2 separate regions of the Homo sapiens genome follow, and region 2 is linked to region 1. A link is an interaction called in ENCODE POLR2A ChIA-PET data of the cell type or tissue named here. Cell type or tissue: Caco-2. All regions are shown on one strand.

Region 1 (5,000 bases):
TCCTCCTTCGCACGGCGCAGCAGAGTCCGACGCCATGTTGGGTAGTTATTCATGGTGCCTGAGGTCTTGGCAAAGGTCTGCAGGGCCTATAGGAGGGTCAGGCCAGTCAGGGATAGGGCCTGGGCCCCCTGGTGGATAGGAGTGTTGTTTGGAAAGGCAGAAAATAACCCGTGCTGAAGTGGGGTAAGCTCTGGTAGAAAAGGTAGAGGCCAGAGATATGACAGGCCAAGTGAGAAGACATTCCAAGAGAAGGGTGCAGTGGACCAGTGCAGGTTTCTCCTGTAGTGGGCTGGAGAGCGTTTTGTGGCTGCACGCTGGCCCACTCACCTGTTCCACATCTGAGTCCAAAGGCACATCTTCTTCTTCCTCTTCACTGGAGAAGGGACTCTCTTTTTCCTCCTTCTCCATGGCCACAAGAGCTGAGAAGAAGAACTGAGACGTTCTACTGCCTCCAGCGCCTGCCCCAGTCAGGCAACAAAGAGCATGGTGGTGACGGAGGCCCTGCAAGTCTGGTAAAGACTGAATGTATGTGTTGGGGCATGGGAGGAACTGAGAAGAATGGAGCAGAGGAGAGGCTGCCACGGCCTGGGATCCCCACAACTTCCCTCTGTATTCCCCAGAATTCCTCTGCAGGAAGCCAGTGCTCCCACCCTGTCCCACCCTGGGTCAGCACATCTGTGAGGATGGGTTACCTTGAGGGCTCTGGACTGGCAGGCCCCAGCCCACAAAGCTGCTCTCCAGGGCGTGGCGGGCCAAGGCGGAGCAGCTGCGGGGAGGCTTGGGTGGAGGCTCCATTTCCGGGTCAGGGGTAAGGTTAAGGGAGGACAACCGCTGGCGCTCCGGGCTGGAGAGGCGGATCTGCCGACGGGTGGGCTGGCTGGGATCTGGAACAGGACCGGCCCCCTCCTGCGAGGCTGTGGGAGTTGAGAGGCCTGGTGGCATGCTATTCTCACTTGGTGTGGGGAGCTCCTGGAAAAGCCACCATGTGGAGTGAGGTCGGGGGGTGAGGCCACCCCTTCGGAGCAAAGGTGAGCCTTGGCATTCATTCACTTAAAACCATTTACAAACAGTGTCTGGCTGTGTTTTAGATACTTGAGAGAACAAGAAGTGTAAGCAGACAGGCATCCCTGCCTTCACAGAGCTTACATGCTAGTAGAAGACGACATTCAGTTACCCCCAGCAAAGCGCTGGTTTGACGAGACCCTCTTCCTCTTCCCATGCCCCAATATACATACACGCCTTCAGTCTTTACCGGACTCTCAGGGCCTCTATCGCTGCCTTCCGCTTTGTGGTCTGTCTGGGGCAGGTGCTGGAGGCAGTAGAAATGTCCTGGAAAGGGTAGAGAGGGGAGGAGGCATTTGGTGTGGGCAGCCCAGTGCCCAGACACGCAACAGTTTATGAAGGAAGGTGGGGAAAACAAGACAGATTTGCAGGTGAATTTCTGCCAGCCTCCTGTTCCTCAGAACCACACATCTGGAGCTTTGCAGGGGACAGAGAAGACCCTGAGCTCAGGAGAACGAAGTGCCATCTTGAGCCTGTTTCCATCCTGTGCCTCTCTACCTCAAGCTCTGTGTCCCCCAAGCAGGGCCAGGCCCAGAGTCTCTCTGGAGGTCTCCCAGGCCCACTCACCATCTCCTGGGTGCTGCTCGTAGCCACCTGGCCACAGTGTGGCCTCACAGGTATGGCAGCGGAAGCAGCTCCGGTGGAAGAAATGGCCGTTGACACAGAGGCGTTCCAGGACATAGAGGTGTTCCCCACAAAGTGCACACAGGTCCCCAGCACCGGCCTGCGTGGACCCCCAGGACACAGGGTCAGGTGGAGCCAAGGCCAGCTCCAAAGTTCTTTCCCTCCCATGAAACGCCCCTGCCCTGCCCTCCCCGGGCCTCTGCCTGCACACAAAGCCTGGCTCTCACCTCCTGGTGTTGGGATGGGGGTGTCAGGGGTACACCAGGCTCTGGGTCAGGTGGCACCTCAGTACTTGGGGTCTCGGCCTCCATCTAAGGAGGTAAGTGCTCAGGCAGGGAGGGTAGAGGGGCAGGGCCAGCTGGGAGGGGATGCGTACAGATGAACACAAGGGGCTGAAGGGAAGGGGAGTGAGACTAGGCAGGGAGGCTGGATGGGGGGGTTACAGGACCTGGGGTGGGGAACAAGACATGGGATGAGAAATAGGGAAGACAGTACCAGGAAAGGGGATAAAATGTGGGGTAGGAGACCGACCCGCCCCTGCCTGCATTCACCTCCAAGCGCAGCTTCTTGCCACCAGCATCCTCTGCATTTTCCTGCAATAAGTCCTAACAGCTCTAAGTGTGATGTTTTGAGGTCCCAGTCCTCCCCACTTTCTGAATGTCCTCACCATCACCCCAGGATCTCCACTGGGTACCCCCCTGCCCACTCCTCCCTGCTCAGCTCCAGCCCTGCCTAAACTCTCCACCTTGGCCCGGGATCGCTGCAGGGTCCTCTGAAGTTTACTAAGGAATAATACAGCACTGGAGGTCCCTGGGGAGGCCTGGCTGACAGGGCCTGCGGGGAGAGCCAGGGCATCAGTGTGGATGGGGGGTGCCAATACTGTACTCTCAGAACAGACAGTCACTCTCCAACCCAGAAGGACACCTCTCCCAGGCTGGCCCTCAGAGGGCGCCTTCTTCCTCTTTCTGACACACACACACACACACACCGCCTTCTCCCTCTGTCACACACACACACACACACACACACACCTCCCCATCCCAGTTATCCTGCCCGCCTTTCCTTCAGGTCACCTGGGCTGTGGGCCATGCTCTTGAAGGCACTGTGGAAGTGGCTGAGGTAGGCAATGAGGCCCAGTGGGTCACTCCCTGCTACCACGGCCTGTGCAGACACCACCGGTGTGATGCCCAGCTCATTCTCTGCCACCTTTAGTGCCCAAGCAGTTGCTTCCAGAGCTCCCAGCCCCTGCAGCTCTGAGGGTTCCCTGTGGGATGTCAGGGAGAAAAGCCAACTAGAGACAAGAACCTAGCCCCACTGAGGGGAGGAAGGGCAGCAGGAGGGGAGGGACAGCAAGCAGCAGCTGGGGTACAAGAAGGCTTGAAGGTAGGTGTGTAGTCTCTGCTACCCAGTGCCCAACCCAGTGACACTACTCCTGGCTTTGGGGGCCTGTGCCATTCACAAAGCTCTCCACTATCTGAATGCATTAGAGTCTCACAAGACTGTCGGCAGATGCAGGGAAGCACACTGTCTCTAGGATTCAACTGGATATGCTAACTCCTACACTGAGATCATGAGAGAGAGGTGGGTCTGCCAGGGACTCACAGCAGGCCAGGCTGCAGCCGGTACACCAGGGCACACAGAGCTAGCCCATCAGCCCAGGAGGAAGACAAATCGGAGACGTGGACTCCCGGGTACCCAGCTGTCTGCTCCTGGCACCAGCGTAGCAGCTCCTCCTGGGTGCCTGCCGACCCTGGGAAAGAAGGCTGTGCTGTGCCCAAGGCCCCCTCTGCCCATCCCAGGCATATAGGGAGCCCAGCTGCTGCATGTGGGGGTTCTGTAGGGGAGGAGGAGTCAGGGACCCACCTCTACTAGGGCACCAGCCTAAAGCTGACTATCAGCAGCTCTCCATCCCAATTCTCTTTTAAAAAAAATCTCTTTGGAATAAAGTAGAGGAGTGAATAAAGTGAAATCGCAACTGGCCACATAGAGGGCAGCAGACTAAACTGGGGGCAGGGGAGGTTGCCAGCACCACTATGGCTGTAACGGTGGTTCAAACACTAACGCGCTTACATTCAGACTGGCAGCCAACTGCTGCCTGTGCGGTGCTGCCCCTCCGTTCCTCCAGCAGGCCCCCAACCAACCCACCAGCCAACAATGAGTGCTCCGGCACGCTGCTCCTGTCCTGAGGCTGCAGCTGCTTTGCAGGGACCACCTGGGCCTCGCTGGGTAGTACATATTTTGGTCACCCCTTGGGAGGAAGGCCTGCTCACCGGTGGCTGGCATCCCTGTATCTGTCTTGTCGTTGTTCCTCTGCACAGGCTCCTTGGCTAGCACATCATACAGGTCTCGTACCTAAGGCAGCCCCGCTCAGGTCTCAAGGCAGGCTGGCCACACAGCCCCTGAGTCCAGGGGTAAGGGCCTGCCGGGGGTAGGATTGACCCCAAAGGGCAGCGACTGGGCAGGGAGGGCCTGACCTGGGGGAAGGGGGTTGGCTTGGGAAGGCTGGTGGGTGTGTCGGGGGTCTGACCTGATTGGGGGTCACTGCCCGGAGGTTCAGGTTGGGGTAGCGGGTGGCTGGGTCCAGCCCATACTGGGCCACATTGCGATGCATGTTTTCTGGGGATGTCTGTGACAGAAGCTGGTACAGGCTCTCACTGAGGGGGTGAGGGTAAGGGGCAGGGGCATGAATGGGAGGGCACCTGTCAGCACCCACCTCTCAGGAACTGCCAGGCCTTTTCTTCTGCCTATTCCTCCGTCTATTCACTCAGCACCCCTGCCCCTCTTCCTGAACCTTGTCACATGTCCTGCCCTGCCCACATCCTCCTCAACTCAGGTCTTACCGCTCAGCCAACACCTCTAGGGACTCAGCGCCCTCTGCCCACCGCTTCACCATCCAGGCTGCATCAAAGGCTGCCAGGAAGCCCCGTGCCACTCCAGTGCCCAGGGGCCAGAAGGGCTGCAGTGTCAGAGGAATAGGAAGCAGCTCAGGGAGAATCCAACAGGTGCATCCCAAGCCCAGATATCCACCCAGGTCACAGCAGAAGGGGCCATCCCCACACCAGGCAGCCCTTAGCTCCTCCCCTCTGCAGGCAGACCTTTTTATCCCCTCCTCCATACTAGGCAGCTCCCTCCCCTAACCATGAAACCCCTGTGCCTCCTGAACCCCTCACCTCCACCAGGCAGTCCCCCACCAGTCCCAGCAGCAGGCGGGCGCCATGCTTCTCTTGCACACGAGCAGAACTCTCTGCCCGCATCATGCTCGTGAAGTCAAAGGCAGAGACATCAGGCTGCCCATGGGCATCCTGGGCAAACTC
Region 2 (5,000 bases), 53 kb before region 1:
TGAAGGGGAAGGGGCAGGACCACTGGCGTTCTATTCCTGTCCCACTGGCCAGAACCATCTCTCATGGCCACCCGTGGCTGCAAAGGAGTCTAGGAAATTGAGTACCACCCTTTCACAGTCTCTATGACAGAGACAGGAAAGGAAGATGGGGAGGGATTGGGTGTAGATGAGGCAACCTACAGTGTCTGCCACGGCTTTCAAATTACAATTTATCAAGTACTTTTTAATTAAATCCACAAACAGCTGATCAGATACAAAGTAATAAATTATCACAGAAAATATTGATATGAAAATCAAGCATAAGGATCTCCACTGTCAGTAATTCTACACATATGTATTGGTCTTTCATTCTGTGTTGGAACTAATTCTAGTTGTTTAAGCACTTCTGTTCCTTCAATCAGTTGCCTACATAGGAGAAAAAAATGGAAAATTTAGTCAGTCATAAGTTTTCATATTTAGCTTAACATTCCGAAATGGGGTCCTACCCAGCTATAGCTAAGACTATTTCCTACAAATTGAATGAACATCAGCTCTAAGTATCCTAAACCTCTCTGGATGTGTGCACTTTACCACACCTGCAGTATCCAGGGCCATCATCCAGGCAGCTGGCCTCCTGCCGCAGCTCTAAGCTGGCTTCCTCCATCTGCTTGGCACCCTCCCCTCTGTTTTTCTCCCTGCAGTCAGGGTGATTTTTTTTTTTTTTGAGACAGGGTCTCACTCTGTTGCCCAGGCTGGAGTGCTGTGGCATGATCTTAGCTCACTACAGCCTTGACCTCCTGGCTTAAGTGATCCTCCTGCCTCAGCCTCCTGAGTAGCCAGTGCTTACCAGGTGTGTGCCACTAGGCCTGGCCAATATTTTTGTTTATTTATTTTTGTACAGATAGGATCTTGCTATGTTGCCCAGGCTGGTCTTGAACTCCTGGCCTCAAGCAGTCCTCCCATTTTGGCCTCCCAAAGTGCTGGGATTATAAGTGTGCGCCACCACACCTGGCCAGCATGGTCTTTTAGAAATAGCAATCTGCTTTCATTTCCTTGCTCAAAACACGACAGTAATTTCCCATTATCCTTAGGATGAAGACTATAAGTCCCTGCCATTGCCTACCAGGGCCTGCACAGTCTATCTCCCACGGCCTCTCGGGGAGGTCGGGCCACATGCTTCCTGTTGCTCTCTGCTACAGCCAGACTGGCTTTCAGTACCTCAAGAGCTCCACACTCCCTTCTTCCACAGCTCCTGCATTACTCCCCCACCCCTACCCTTTGGCATGGTCACCTCCTGGTCTTCCTTCAGACCTCAGCCCAGTCATCACCTCCTTGGGGGAAGTTTCCCAGGCCACCTTGCTTATATTAAGTTCTCTGTCGCTCCTTTAGAGAAGTTCCCAGGGTTGAAACCTTACATTTATTTGTATGCTTCTTTGATTGATTTCTAATTCTCCCATGATGGTAGGGATCATGCTTGTGCTCAGGCTCAGTGCCTAGCATAATGCCTGGCACTACCAGGCACCTGACAACATCCACTGAGTGATGAATAAAAGACAGCTCAAAGCCATGCTAGTTTCGACTGGATGTGGTGACTCATGCCTGTAATCCCAGCACTTTGGGAGGCCAAGGCAGCTGGATTGCCTGAGCACAGCAGTTTGAGACTAGCCTGGGGACAACCTGGTGAAACCCTGTCTCTAATAAAATACCAAAAATTAACTGGGCTTGGTGGTGCACACCTGTAATCCCAGCTGCTCAGGAGGCTGAGGCAGGAGAATTGCTTCAACCCAGGAGGTGGAGGTTGCAGTGAGCTGAGTTTGCACCACTGCACTCAGCCTGGGCCATAGAGCGAGACTTATCTCAAAAAAAAAAAAAAAAAAAAAAGCCATGCTAGTTTACATCTCTGTAGACAATTGCTGGCCATGAGCTAGAACTTCCTGGGGAGTGGAGCTAGACTTCTGATGGTTCTTTCAATTAAAAAAGGGCAGAGAGACAGGCCAAGACATAGGACTGGTGCCCTCTGTCAGTGCTTGGGCTTGGACAGTGGCTGAGGGGAAGGGTGCAACTTCCATCTCATGAGCCTTTATAGGAGCATGGTCAGTGCCGACACCAAGTGTACTCTAGCCCTCTCTTTGCCTTTGGGCTCTATTTTTGCCATCCCAATAAAAAACCATGACACAGGACAACATTCTGAGGATGAAGGGCAGAGGATAAATAGATTCATTTCTGTCCAAAGAGAGTATGAAGCCTGTTCTCCAACAAGACAAGATAAGCAAAGGCACAGGGACTGTTCTTGGAGTGATGGTACTATGGTTTGGTTGCAGCTTGGCTGCCAGTCTACAAATTGTTTCCAAATTACATTTCCAGCTCTGACTCAGCTTGAATATCCACCTCCTGGGATGCCACCAACTGGCTATCCTATAGGTATCCTAATATGAAACTTGTCCAACTTGAACTCATGATTTTCTCTCCCAAATCCTCCTCCTTATATTCTCTATCTTGGTGAATGGTACCACCCCTCCAACCAGTTCCCAAATCCTAGGAGTTACTCTAGACCTGCACTGCCCAATATGGATGCCACTAGCTACATATCGCTATTTAAACTTAATTATAGGCTGGGAGTTGCAGTGGCTCACACCTGTAATCCCAGCACTTTAGGAGGCTGAGGCGGGTGGATCACTTGAGGTCAGGAGTTCAAGACTAGCTTGGCCAACATGGGGAAAACCCATCTCTACTAAAAATACAAAAATTAGCTGGGCATGGTGGTGCATGCCTATAATCCCAGCTACTTGGGTGGCGGAGGCATGAGAATTGCTTAAACCCGGGAGGCAGAGGTTGCAGTGAGCTGAGATCGCACCACTGCACTCCAGCCTGGGTGACAGAGTGAGACCCTGTCTCAAAAAAAAAAAACCCTTAATTAGAATTAAATATAGTTCCTTAGTCACACTAGCCACATTTCAAGTGCCCAGTGGCCACATGTGGCCAGTGGCTGTCATACTGGGCCGTGCAGAATACAGGACATTTCCATCGTCACAGAGAGTTCTACTGGACAGTGCTGGCCTGGACTCCTCTCAGGCCCTCACCCCCGACTCTAACTTCTTTTTTTTTTTTTTTTTTGAGACAGTCTTACTCTGTCGCCAGGCTGGAGTACAGTGGCGCAATCTCGGCTCACTGCAACCTCTGCCTCCCAGGTTCAAGCGATTCTCCTGCCTCAGCCTCCCGAGCAGCCGGGATTACAGGCATCTGCCACCATGCGTGGCTAACTTTTTGTATTTTTAGTAGAGACGGGGTTTTACCATGTTGGCCAGGATGGTCTCGATCTCTTTTTTTTTTTTTTTTTTTCCTGAGACGGAGTCTCACCCTGTCACCAAGTCTGTAGTGCAGTGGTGCGATCTCCGCTCACTGCAAGCTCCGCCTCCCGGGTTGACACCATTCTGCCTCAGTCTCCCAAGTAGCTGGGACTACAGGCGCCTGCCACCACGCCCGGCTAATTTTTTGTATTTTTTTTAGTAGAGATGAGGTTTCACCGTGTTAGCCAGGATGGTCTCGATCGCTTGACCTCGTGATCGGCCCACCTCGGACTCCCAAAGTGCTTCTCTACTCTAACTTCTCAATGTCTTGAGTTTGTCCACTTATCACCTGCTCATCTGTACTGCTGATGCTTTAGAGCAGGACTTCATTTATGGCCTGTTATAACCATAGCTTCTTAAGTGGTCTTGCTACTTCCTTTTCATTCTTTGCCAATTCATTCCTCACTTCTGCTAAAGAGATTTTTTCTTCAAAATGAGAAGCTGGTTATGTCGCTCACAATGTAAAATTCTCCCATGGCCCCCATCACCTTTGCGTGAGGTTCCTGCTCAGCAGCATGGCACCCGCAGTCCATTGGGAGTTGGACCCTTGCTGACCCTCTTATCCGGCCTCCACCCTTTCCATTCTCCCCTAAGTACCAAGCTCTGCCCAGAACAGATGACTTGTAGATAAGATGCTCTCTTACTCCTCAGGGCCTCTCTGCGAAACCTCTTCACTCTTCCTAAAACTGATTTGACTCATTGTGATTTCTAGCTTCTCTATCTGGCTAACTTCTACGTGACATTTCACTCCTCAGCTCACCTTCTCATGAAACTTTCCATGACCCCCTCCCACCTTACAAGTCTCTTAAAATGAAATAATTCCCCCTCCCCCAAACCCCTTCTACAATGGGTGCACGTGAATGGAGAGCTTACAGGCTTGTTTTGTGATATTCTTTCCCTATGAGCCCACTGGGCCAGCCATGCTCTGTGGATTGCTACAGTCTTTCCTGAAGGACATTCCCAGTGTCATCCATCTGAGAGAGCGGCAGGTTCATGTACCTGGAAACTGGGCTTGGAAGGAGTGCCTGTCTTGGATCAGAGAGGAATATTCTTTATCTCTCTGGACCTTGCTAACCATGTCTGGGCTTCCAAAAGCTCAGACACACCTGGGGATACTGAGAGATGATAGGGAAGAGGCAGCCCTACAACTGGGAAGGAAGGTATCCCTGAAGGAGTTCTATTTCATTAGTTTAACTAGATTATCTAGTTGCCTATTATGTTTTACATTTCTGCTTCTCCCTTAGCACTCTGTAAGGTCTTATTTAAATATTCCAGCCCAGCCCCAACTGTGATTTGGAGACTTTGTTTTTAATTTGGAGATTTAAGGAATACACTGAGATCATACTTGAGGCAGAATAGCAGAATAGAAGGAGGGCAGTGCCTCCCTGAGGACAGAGTGGTGATAACAAAAATTAGAGATTTCTCCAAGAGGAAGGTGGATCATAGAGAACAGGAACCATCAAAAGGAGACCGAGTGCTCTCCACTCCATTGCCGCCCTGTAACGCTCTGTGTTCGCTTTGGTGAAGGGAGTTGGAGGGTGTTTTCTTACCCATCTCCCAATGCACCCTGTACACAGTTTGCATGGCCCATGTCTCACTGTCACATAGCTATTGGCTATTTGACCTTGTTTTCATAACATACTCTAAGCTCGCTGAAGAGCAGGGATTGTACCT

The links. Peaks named below come from ENCODE experiments on the same cell type or tissue, not always from the same donor. Only the 100,000 strongest peaks of a DNase experiment are listed, where the experiment ranks them.
Region 2: POLR2A ChIA-PET joins it to region 1 with 5 read pairs; 29 of 35 experiments call an interaction of 5 or more read pairs at or near these places.

What each region holds. Positions count from the first base shown.
Region 1 is chr6:109,445,444-109,450,443 of GRCh38, forward strand. MICAL1 (microtubule associated monooxygenase, calponin and LIM domain containing 1) reads right to left here. Exons shown (of 25, transcript NM_022765.4): 8 at 4,857-5,000; 9 at 4,527-4,642; 10 at 4,214-4,340; 11 at 3,957-4,038; 12 at 3,289-3,436; 13 at 2,760-2,950; 14 at 2,432-2,520; 15 at 2,238-2,279; 16 at 1,914-1,997; 17 at 1,630-1,786; 18 at 1,253-1,329; 19 at 693-969; 20 at 328-419; 21 at 1-86. Among named protein-coding and RNA genes, the nearest start is that of SMPD2, 7.2 kb to the left of the region's middle. RefSeq lists a silencer at 2,563-2,612. In Caco-2, no CTCF peak of the experiment used is centred here; a DNase peak (open chromatin) is centred at 2,631.
Region 2 is chr6:109,392,533-109,397,532 of GRCh38, forward strand. PPIL6 (peptidylprolyl isomerase like 6) reads right to left here. Exons shown (of 8, transcript NM_173672.5): 8 at 1-405. The coding sequence ends at 294. Among named protein-coding and RNA genes, the nearest start is that of CD164, 13 kb to the left of the region's middle. RefSeq lists a silencer at 4,614-4,908. In Caco-2, a CTCF peak has its summit at 4,731; no DNase peak of the experiment used is centred here.